4 separate regions of the Homo sapiens genome follow, and regions 1, 2 and 4 are each linked to region 3. A link is a contact called in ENCODE Hi-C or POLR2A ChIA-PET data. All regions are on one chromosome and are shown on one strand. Each heading gives the region's core, a stretch centred on a gene start or an enhancer-like site at or near the end of the contact. The rest is flanking DNA. Distances are from core to core; before and after follow the strand shown.

Region 1 (2,700 bases), core at 77-2,576, 380 kb before region 3:
GATGGGGTGACAGACTTTTCTTGGAATGCAGGTGGGGGCTGGCTTCCCATTCTCCCTGGGGAAGTAAACACTTTCCGTATATCCTTCACCCTGACTTCCATCTGTGGTTCAGGTCCCACAGATCTCTTAAAGTCCAAGAGGGCTGTGGAGGTGATGGGTGCAAAGCTTTTCAAAATTTCATGCAAATTTTGTGATGTATACTTTTTCTAGAGAATAGGTCTATTCCTTTAAATACCTTTATGTTCCCCCAAATGTGAAGAACTACTACGTTATCCACATTTCTGCTACACAGGCTTCTGGGGAATTATTTGTGTGGGAACAAACACAGATCCTACATGAGAAATAGGGGATGAGCAGGCCATGTGGCTTGGGGCCTCAAGCTTGAGGGTGGGGCTCCAGTGTTGCTGTTTTTAGTGGCAAACTTGTTCATGACTAGTAGTCAAGGTTCAACAGTAATATTGCTTTTAAATAAAATTCCTCAACTCGCCTCCCACATTAGCCAAATCTGAGGGTAGGAAGACCACCTCAAGATCGAGGGTCCTCAAAACTGGAAAGCCGGGGCTTCACAGAGGCTCTTTGGAGAGCTTGGGCATGGCCTGGTTCCAGCAGAGAATCTGGAGCAAGTATCTAGGAGTGGTTTTCTTTTTTCAGTAAGCATGGAAAGGAAAAAGTTGGGAGAGACTTTGCCTGAAATGAAAGCCCCTCGTACAATATTGCGCCCCCCAAAATCAAACAGTGACTTTCTGCTCCTGTGGCCAGAAGAATCTTCAAGTTTCAGAGAAAGCATCATGGCATATATATATAAATTTGAGACGGAGTATTGCTCTGTTGCCCTGGCTGGAGGGCAGTGGAGCGATCTCAACTCACTGCAACCTCCGCCTCCCAGGTTCAAGTGATTCTCCTGCCTCAGACTCCTGAGTAGCTGGGATGACAGGTGCCTGCCACCATGCCCGGCTAATTTTTGTATTTTTAGTACAGATGGGGTTTTACCATGTTGGTTAGGCTGGCCTCAAACTCCTGACCTCAAGTGATCTGCCCGCCTTGGCCTCCCAAAGTGCTGGGATTATAGGCGTGGGCCACTGTGCCCAGCCCGGATCCATATTTTTGTACAACGAGAGATTCACTTTTAGCTCTCACTTTAAGCAGGAAGTGGTTCTTTCTGACTAAAAAGGGGTTTAGCTGCCACACCTTCCATTTGCTGGACAATACAGTAAGACAGAGAGAGAGTGGTTACTGGGAGTACAAGCGATAACACTGTGCTGTCATTCCTGGGGTTAGCAAGCCACAAAGACTAAGGACTACTTGTGGTTGGAAACAAGGGCCCGGAAGCCGGCGGTGCACACTGAGAGGCATCGTCTGAACAACTGGGGAAACACAAATGAGGCTCCACATCTTGATCAATCCTGTTTATCACAAGGGAAGAAATTATGACTGGTTTTGTGCTAAAGAGAAATTAAAACTGAGATCAAAAGCAGTTATACACACTTTATGTTTATTTAAAATGCACACATACATGGTACCCATGCAAAGTAAACTGTGCATAATTCTCATGGAGAGCGTTTTTTTTTTGTTGTTCTAACAGTATCTTTTGTTGTCCTCACAGGGTTGTGAGTTAAGGAACTCTTAGGTAATGTCGTATTGAGGTACCTGATTTGGTAGACACGCCAAGATGTTGAAAGTCAGTATCAGGGCTCAGAGCATGAAAATCCGGGGATCCCCTTTGTAGAACTCTGCCTTAAGAAGGCTATTTCTATCTGGGTTTACTTCTGTTACACATAGTTTTAGGATTGTGGCTACCATGTTGAGTGTTTCTGTGACCACCAAAGTTCTATTTCTCTCTGTTACTAACTCTTTGAGTTTTAGTGCCTTTGTTTAGAGAGATTAGGGGAAAAACAGATTTTTTTTTTTGTATAATTGTTGAGTAGTGTAATTTTCAAATAATAATAATAATAAGCATTTCCTATAACTTAGGCACTATTTTAGTTGCTTCACATGTATTAAATCAGTGACATTTCACAATCACATCATGAAATAGGTGCCGTGTTTATCCCCATTTTACAGATGAAGAAGCTGAGGTGCTGAGAGATTGGAAACTAGCCTGAGGGGAATAGCTAGTAAGCAGCAAGGCCAGGACGCAAACACTGGCAATCTGGTCCCTTACTGATGCCATGCTTCTCTTCAGAGCGCCCAGCCTTTCAGCAAGATTCTCCAAAAAGGTTGTAATGATAAGGCTGGTCTTAGCAGTCTCTGGGCACGGGGCTTGCTCCTGTCACTGCTGGGCAAGGGTGGGTTGCTTGCTGTCTGTGGGCTCTCTCTTGCCTCTGATGAAGAAGGGGAGGAGGTTGGTGACACAGTGTCTTAAGTCGAGCATATGCATGCCTCTGTTTAACTCCTAAGGCATCTGTGTTGGGCACATAATGACAGAGAATTAATATTCAATGATCTCTTGACTGATTTTCCGCTTGTATAATATATGTTCCCAGGCAAGAAAATTTTCGTGGTATCAAAGCAAAGTGGAAATCAGAAAATGTGAAGGTAGTCTAAATGTCTTGCAAGCAGAAGTTTGGTAGGACCAGACATACGATTTAGTTAATGGTCTATTACTTTCCACTGAAAAGCTTGTTTTATATTAAAAATGGATCATTTCATTTGAAGTACAGTTGGTCCTCTGTATTCATGGGTTCTGCAGCCAACGATTCA
Region 2 (2,700 bases), core at 41-2,540, 300 kb after region 3:
TTATTTTTTAACAATTTCTAAATGTGTTGTTTTTCTCACATTTCTTGTTATGCTTTAGATTTACAAATACTATGTATTTAAACTATGAAAACATAGAAACTAGTCCCGAAATATTTTTAAGTACCAAATACAGATTTCACTTCATCCATTAAATCTCTGTTGGCAGGATTTTATTTCTTTACCCATGTGAACTCAGTTAAAACTTAAACTGTGCCCACCTTGCACTGATTAAAACTAGAATTTTCAAAGCCCAAAACAGTGTTTTATTAGAACCATGTCCAATCCAGACCCTGACAAAATCGATATTCACTTTATGACACTGTTTGTTTGTATAATTTTTATTGTGTCTTTTTAAAACTTTATTTCCAATATAGGAAATGCTTTTTTCTTTAATAAAAATACTTATGTCTTTGGAAAATGAGAGTCCTCTAGGATTTCAAAGACCTCTTCTAATACAAAGAAGTTTTTGTCTAAACGGAAACGGCTTCAGATGAGATCAGCTAAAAACAAGTCCATTTTGTTCAAGCTGATCAGCACTTATTCACTTACAATGAGGGACATTTTATAGGTTTCTCTGTCATTTGAAAAATGGTTCTACTATTGGGTGCTATTCCTAACTCTTAAAGAGTGGCCAAAGGCATCACTAAAGAATTCACCACTCTGTTTCTCACTCCCTCATAGAAATTAGGAAAATCAAATGGGAAAGAAGCTGATGACAAGGCAGAAGAATAAAACACAGATCAGGTCCCTGTCCCTGTATCCAATTTCAGGGTGGGCCAGAGGGTCTCCAGTGAACAGAACTTTCCTAGAAGTAGAAGATACTCATCATGTATACTGAAGACTGAAAATAGAGCTGTCTGCTTGGCTTATAACCTCAGGCTGACATAAGCCTGATGAAGAAGAGCCCAGTTCTCCAAGTCATTTGCAGAACCGACCCATTCAGTCACAGTTGTAGACCTTCATTTAGAACTAGCCTTGTGCCTTGAACAACTTTATAAAGAGAATCAAACTCTCATAGCACCATGTTCCAGTCTGACCCAGAACTGAAGAGGCCTTGGGGTACAGGACCCCACCAGCCAGCTTCGGTACTTCCTCTACCTGAATCCCGACATCAGACCCCTCTAAAGAGCCTCTCAATGGTTCTGGCAAATGCCACGGGTGTCCCTTTGAAACTCTCCCCAGTCATGAGAGATGTGGATACAGACAAGGAGACCTTCACTGCCTGGCCTGAAGGGAGGGAAGGCACGACCGCGGGCTCGGGCAGCTGCAGAGGGGAGCCTCTCCAGCTGTCCCTGGGGCGAGGCTGAGAGCAGCAGATCCCTCAGCAGATCCCTGCACGTATTTTTAGACAGAGACTCCTCAATGGCATAATGAGGTTCTTCTTTTAAAAGGAAATCACCCAGGGCAGTACAACTCCCCTGATGAATCTGGGCTGTGTCAAAATGAAAAACATACGTGCGCATTCTGAAACTAGAAACTCAGGATTAGATAAAGCAGAACTTGAGAGAGGAAGATAATTAGTGGTGCTGATGTTTAAAAAAGAAAAAAAAAAGAAGTATAGAATTAAAAAGCTATACTGCATCTATATATCTTAATTAATCAAGGGATGTTGTTAAAGAAGTTCTGAGTTCAATTTAATCTTCCAATCTTGAGTTCAATTTAATCTTCTGATCTCTAACTACTGAAGACATTTTATCCATTTTATCTTACGCACATAAGACCTTGTGGAAGTAAGGTTGTTACCACCTGCACAGGATGAAAAGTATACTCTTTATGCTCTTATCTTAGAAACCTTTATGGAACTAAGTAGCCTACAACTATACATATAACAGGATAGCTAGGTTCGGGGAAATTACCTAAACCAAATCTCTACATTCTATTTTTTTTTATATTTAAAATGTTTTGAAACAATGTTTTCATAAATGAATTCTGACATGAACTAAAGTGTAGGATGGCACAGATCAAGAATTTTCTGGCACTTCTGCTTTAACCATACCACCAAACTTCGTGTGTGTGAGAGAGAGAGAAAGAGAGAGGGAGAGAGAAAGGAGGGAGACGGAGGGAGCCGTGTGTATATTTCTGGTTTTCTGAGTTGTTTTCTCAGTTGATGCACATGAGATTAGGTTTAAGGGCTTGTTCTGTAATTGACCGCAGGGACTCCTTTTTTAAAAAACCTGAAAAGTTAAAAAGTTCTTTCAAAACTGTAATGAATAAATCATATCAAAAATGAGGCAGGGTAGGGGTTGGGGAAGGTCCGATATTTGGCCGGCAAACAGAGCAGTATAACCCACCAACTACTCTTTAGATCCTCATACTTGAAACCCCAGTGTCATTATTATATGCCTATGATATTCATTTAGGCTAGCATATTTATTCTCAGTTTTTTTCTAATTTAAAAAAATATATCAAGTCCCCTTCAACCAGAGACAGTCATTGCCTTTACTTTACGTGACCACTGTAAGCTCCAGGGACTGTGCTCAGGCTCATTGCCAAGGCCTGCATTTTCACTTACAGGCAGTCGGTGATCCTGGTACATCATGAGAACTGAGTGTGTCCGCCAAGACAGAGTCTCCACAACTGTCCTCACATGATTGACTCACGGCGCCCATCTGTGAGGCCTTCACTGCAACTTGTAGGCTCTCAGCTAAGATGGAGAAAAACAAAAATAAATCTAAAAAACAAAGATAGGTATATATTTAA
Region 3 (2,700 bases), core at 169-2,668:
AATTACAAGATAATTTTAGGAAATGTAGAAAATATTAATTTATAGTGCCTTAGAGACAGTCTGGGTCTGGGAATTTAAAATTGAATGGTGACATCTTTCCATCCTCTAATTTTATCTCTGCTATACCCACAAGCTTAAAAGTTGAGGCTTTCTGTGACTGTGCGGCATAAGAACAATGGGTTTTTGCCCCTTCTTTGTCCCCTGAGATGGCATTATAAATAGGCCCTGCCCCCACCAACCCTGCCTCCAGGATGGCAGCCTGTGAATGCAGAACGCCTATAGCCTTCTAGCCGTGTCTGTGGCAAGGGCATGTGCCAGTGGGGAAGCACGAGCTTTGGACCTGAGGACATCTGGGACAGCTCTTGGTGTCAGTGCTCCACCCATGCCTGGGTCCCTCTACCATTGGCAAGCACCTGTCTAGTCTCATCCCAACAACCAGCTTCTGTTTCTCTTAGCCAGAGAATTTCCATGCTGTAAATGACATCAATGACTGCTGGAACCAATATGTTAGCAGAGTAGGAACATACCTGGAAGTTTACATTTTGCTGGGAGGTGTCCTCAACTAAGGACCTACTGTTGCAGGGGTATAAATATCCCCGCTGTCCTGCCTCCTGACTGGATCACTCTAAAGACTGACATTGTCTTCAGAGCCTACTTTCAGGCCTTTCCCTGACATTGCCTGTTTACTTGGTCTATTTCCCTTCCTGGCACCATGATTTGTGATGTGAGTGCTAGAAGAGGATTCAGAATTTGATTTTAATTACTCTTAGTGTCATCTCCTGACCATGGACATCTTAAGTGGTTTTTGTCAGTGTTTACTTTGAAAAGAGAAGTCCTGTCTCTCCCAGGGCCACTGTCTTCAGAGCCTCTGGGTTGGTGACAGGCTGCTGGGGCTGGGGTTCCCATGGGGGAGATGAGGCTGAGCCCAGAATGAGAATCAAATGGCCCTGCATTCAGGAAACTCTCAGAATTTGTCACCTTATATACAATATCTGTAGTCAAATCCAAGTGATTCATTTCCTTTTTCTGAAGCCACAGAGCTATAGGGATCCACTCTCATGCTTCCTCCCTAGCCGTCTTCATTTTCCTAGCCTCCTTCATTTCACTCACTTCATTCTTCCTAAACACAGTGAGATTCTTTTAGGTCAGCTGCCCTCAGCCTCTATTCTCTGGGGTCTTTAACATCTGCTTTGGGTTGCTACTTCAACTCCTGAAGAACTCCCCTTTGCTGTTAATTATAAATGCAGGTGGTATAAATAACCATTTGAAATGAGTCAGAGATGACCTGATAAAGTCCTCTGCATTGAGCAGGCTAGATGGCGCTGGAAAGAGAGGCTGGGCTGAGCAGGTGGTAGGAGAAGGTTCCCTTGGGTACAGGAAGTGGGAGTGGGAGGGCCGTGTGCCCAAGTGGAAAGAGCATTTCAAGAACAGCTTTGGCTCAATTGTGGCCGCAGAATCTGGCAAGCACACCACAGGCTTTGTTGCCTTCAGTGCCAAAAGCCAAGAAAACCAGCCCTTGCTGGCCTTGGAGCGAGCAGGGAGAAGAAAAATCCGAGGAATACATTGTCTGACTGTCGCCGTGGACAAGTGTTCCCGTGCAAGCAGATGACCTCTTTCCCGGAACAAAGCTCCATGTTTTAATAGCAGAAATCTCCCAGAAGGAAATGTCAAGGTAAACAAGTGTTGGGGCAGATTATACAGCGGACTCCTCCCGTCTAGAATTCTCTTTTTGGAAAGTGCTCTCTGAAGGGTTGTAGCCTCTATAGCATGAGCCCCCACAAAGATGGGTTTCTGTCCTCCAAGGAAAAGCATGTCAGGTAATCCCTGATGGAAAGGGGAACTTCAGAGGAACATAGGGATAGAGCTTTATTCCCAAGGGCAAAGCAGGCGGTGGCACGGAACAAATGCATGGGACCTCAGGGAGCCCTTTGTTTAGAGTAGCACTGAGGTGCCTCTGTCCCCCTAGCCATTGACATAAAGGTCACAAACCCGCAGCATGACTTTCCTTCCCCTCTTTCCACCAGGATTAAGTTTAGTCTCAGGTCATGACTTCTAAAGTGCATCTGAGATACACACCACCTTGCCAGGACCAGATGCAGGTCAAAGAAGGGTCAATGAAGCAAAATCAAAACCAGAAGGTTTTCTATTTCCTTCAAGGACATTAACAAAGGGAGCACTGTTGCCAAAGGATATAATAGCAAATGTCAATTAGTCCTGGAAGCACATCTTACATGACTAAACCTGATGCTGTGTGGAGGCCACTCTTAACCCTCGCCACCACTGTATGTACAGAGCACATGCTGCACCTGTCAAGTCACCCTGTTTGCCCAAAACATTAACTGGCCCTTCCTTTGTTCCTACTAATCACTCCTAATTCTGTGTGTTGCAGCTGTATTGTCAGGCCCTTCCCTGCTTTATTTCTTAGGGCATCTATTGTTATTATTAAATGATTGTTTTTTTGTTTTTTTTTTTGAGACGGAGTCTCGCTCTGTCGCCCAGGCTGGAGTGCAGTGGTGCGATCTCAGTTCACTGCAAGCTCCACCTTCCAGGTTCACGCAATTCTCCTGCCTCAGCCTCCCCAGTAGCTGGGACTACGGTGCCCGTCACTACGCCCGGCTAATTTTTTGTATTTTTAGTAGAGAGGGGGTTTCGCCGTGTTAGCCAGGATGGTCTCGATCTCCTGACCTCGTGATCCACCTG
Region 4 (2,700 bases), core at 183-2,682, 290 kb before region 3:
GGATAAGAGCAACAACAATTGTTTCAATGTGGTTTTTGAAGATTCTCTGGACCAGGGGTAGCCTCAAGGCAGTCTTCTGGCAAAGTGTACTTCAGGAAAATTTGAAAAAAAAAGTATGTCACCAAAGCAGTGGAAAATACCCACCCTGTGGTTTTAGGATTTGCTGTTCAAATTGTATGAGAGCTAAAAATTCAGAGAGGGAATTAGCTAGGAGTCAGGCTGCCCATACATGTTATTCATGTAATTAGATGATGAGAAGAGAATTCTAAAAGCTTCCAATTCAATTTCTTTCATTTAGGGTATTCTTATTTAATTATCTGTGATCCTAAGGGAGCAGCCTGAGAAAGTGTTGAAAATATGGGGAACAAAGAGAGACAAGAAAATCTGAAAGTGATTGTAGTTAATCTAATGTATGTACTTTAGGATTTTGGTCAGAGAGATTCACAGCCCATTGGGTCCCTTCACATTTCCTTGATACACTAATAGAATCTGATTTCCTAGTGTCAGAATGAGAAATTCTGCATAACATCAGAAACACATATATTTAGAGAAGCTGGAAAGTGACCAAGTGTAAGCTGACTGCCCATCTGGCAGCTGGAAAGATGAACTAATATGACTCTTGAGCCCCAAGTTTGGTATGAAATAGCAGGAAGAGCTGGACTAGAGAACATTATTGTAGAGAGTGCTCTCACTGGATGTCATGGGAGGAAATCATTGGCTCTGCTGATTCTTTCTGAACAACCCAAGAGGCTTTGTCTGGTGTATCAGATGCTTTTAATTGATTTCAGTAGTTTTATCTCATTTTCTGGGTGATCTAACTGCAGAGTGTGAGTGAGCAGAACAGGATGCCATTGCTGAGAAAAGCATTATTCATGTCATTGGAGGAGATTTTTAGACAAAGGAACACCTAGAAGTATGCTCTTGATACCGTTATCCTGATGGGTTGGTGAGGGAAGTCACCAAGTCTCTGAGTCAGAGGACTTCTCTCCTTTAGCCTGAGAAAACTCGACTTCCAGGGTTGCCAGTCTGCTAACGATATGGGAGAAGAGTCCGTAATTCCCACACCAGTGAGTGCCCTCCTTGAATCTGAGTGGAGAATTTCATTATATTGACTCATTTTTGAGCAAGAGACGCCCAAATATGTAACGTAGCACTATCCTTCTCTTATATTAGGTTGAGCTATATGAAAGTGAAGATAGTCAACCTTCTTTTTCTAACTTCAGAAATGACAATTTCATATAGTTCAATCTAATATGTTAGCAAAACTCAGTAGTGGTGTGAAATATAGGGGTGCTTTATTCTTCATGAGACCATTACGGCCTGTTATTTTCACTTCCTATTGAGCTCTCTGAAATAAGCCAAATTGAAACTCCCTCTTGATTTCACACAGATGGGGCACCAGCTCTGCCCATTCATGCAGCACCATTAGTCTTCAGTGCCTGCCACGGCCCAGGTCTGCCCGACTGGATTTTCTGCTTCTCTGTTTGGGTAGCCAATGTCAGGTTCATGGATTATGCTTTTGCTGCATGTCTGCTATTACTAACACAGAGAGCTGTCCAGTGATTCCCCACTTGTTTTTAAAGAGATCACCTTGCTTTCCTTTATCTCTTGTTTTGGCAGGGGGTGGGAGGAAGGTTCTTTTTTTTTTTTTTTTTTTTTACAAAGCTTTTGCTCAAATTTTGTCTCAGCATCATCAAAAAATTACATGTCAAATACTCATGTAGCTGAATTTTTTTTTCTTTCAAACAGACATTTTCTGGCTTTGCTGACGCATATCTTGGCTATTGTATCACGGCAACACAGCAACTCATATTATTTATTACTTATCCTGTAGCATATTAACTTTGTTCCCATATCTATGCCTCTAGGATAAACTTTAGGCAAAGTTTTTTCTCCATTAAAAAAATTTACATTTACATTTACATTAAACTTTATCTGTAACAGAGGAGGCGTTACAAATCAACATAGACAATTATCTAACCATATTGCTCCCCACCCAAAAAGAGTATACCTTTCACCAGTATAAAAATAAGGTTCAAGTGGATTGGAGAGCTAAATATGAAAATCACAACTTAGAAACTTTTAGAGAAAAAAGAGGGAAGATTAACATTTGAAGACATTGGAACAGAAAGGAATTTCTTAAATGAAACATAAGGAACATATAACAAAGAAGATTTATACACCTGACTACATAAAAATTAGTAAACTTCTGCATGACAAAGCACTGTAAATAGAACTTAAAATAAAACTCAGACTGGGAAATTTTTCCATTTCTAAAATTCAACAAACAATAGGTATCAAAAATATATGAGTGATTTCACACCAACAATTTTAAAAATGGGAAAAAGTATAAAGGGGCAGTTCCATAGAGAGGAAGGGCAAATGGTGAACAACAACTGCAAAGACGCTCAACCTCATGAACGACCAAGGAAATGCAAATGAACACACCAGTAAGACACCATTTCGTATCCACCAGACAGACAAACTTCAAAAGGCCTGCTAACACCAAGTGTTTGTCAAGGATCTAGGTAAATAGAAACTCATATTCATTGTTGGTAGAAGGCAGATTTTGCACTATTCCTTTGTAGAGCAAATTGGCGATACCCAGTAAATCCTCTATGACTTAGTTATTTCACTTCTAAGTATGGTTATGCATTGCTTAATGATGGGGATACATTCTGAGAAATGTGTGGTTAGGTT

Evidence for each region. Hi-C counts contacts between places; a loop is a spot of excess contacts on that map. ChIA-PET counts read pairs that join two places held with the same protein, here RNA polymerase II (POLR2A). Pooled maps may share reads with other maps.
Region 1: a loop to region 3 is called in a map with no recorded cell type, with 10 times the contacts of the local background. The contact joins two enhancer-like sites. A Hi-C loop is called at or near these places in 17 of 37 single-sample maps with no recorded cell type and 9 of 50 pooled maps. POLR2A ChIA-PET finds 5 or more read pairs at or near these places in 2 of 52 experiments (GM12878 and activated T-cell).
Region 2: a map of GM12878 shows a loop between it and region 3 (2.7-fold over the local background). The contact joins two enhancer-like sites. A Hi-C loop is called at or near these places in 3 of 168 maps with a recorded cell type or tissue (GM12878, ascending aorta and chondrocyte), 11 of 37 single-sample maps with no recorded cell type and 10 of 50 pooled maps.
Region 4: a map with no recorded cell type shows a loop between it and region 3 (8-fold over the local background). The contact joins two enhancer-like sites. A Hi-C loop is called at or near these places in 10 of 37 single-sample maps with no recorded cell type and 7 of 50 pooled maps. POLR2A ChIA-PET finds 5 or more read pairs at or near these places in 2 of 52 experiments (activated CD8-positive, alpha-beta T cell and activated T-cell).

Annotation. Positions count from the first base shown.
Region 1 is chr5:74,577,902-74,580,601 of GRCh38, reverse strand. No RefSeq gene overlaps it. Among named protein-coding and RNA genes, the nearest start is that of LINC01331, 42 kb to the right of the region's middle. Within about 2 kb of position 1,326, at least 4 of the 41 ENCODE cell types and tissues checked have a DNase peak (open chromatin) inside an H3K27ac peak, as active enhancers do.
Region 2 is chr5:73,897,906-73,900,605 of GRCh38, reverse strand. It overlaps ARHGEF28 (Rho guanine nucleotide exchange factor 28), which reads right to left. Exons shown (of 36, transcript NM_001177693.2): 30 at 2,513-2,644. Among named protein-coding and RNA genes, the nearest start is that of LINC02122, 200 kb to the left of the region's middle. Within about 2 kb of position 1,290, at least 2 of the 41 ENCODE cell types and tissues checked have a DNase peak (open chromatin) inside an H3K27ac peak, as active enhancers do.
Region 3 is chr5:74,200,214-74,202,913 of GRCh38, reverse strand. No RefSeq gene overlaps it. Among named protein-coding and RNA genes, the nearest start is that of LINC02122, 98 kb to the right of the region's middle. RefSeq lists enhancers at 1,156-1,205, 1,226-1,295. Within about 2 kb of position 1,418, at least 10 of the 41 ENCODE cell types and tissues checked have a DNase peak (open chromatin) inside an H3K27ac peak, as active enhancers do.
Region 4 is chr5:74,489,668-74,492,367 of GRCh38, reverse strand. All of the region lies in intron 2 of LINC01331 (long intergenic non-protein coding RNA 1331), which reads left to right. Among named protein-coding and RNA genes, the nearest start is that of LINC01331, 46 kb to the left of the region's middle. RefSeq lists enhancers at 956-1,005, 1,596-1,655. Within about 2 kb of position 1,432, at least 3 of the 41 ENCODE cell types and tissues checked have a DNase peak (open chromatin) inside an H3K27ac peak, as active enhancers do.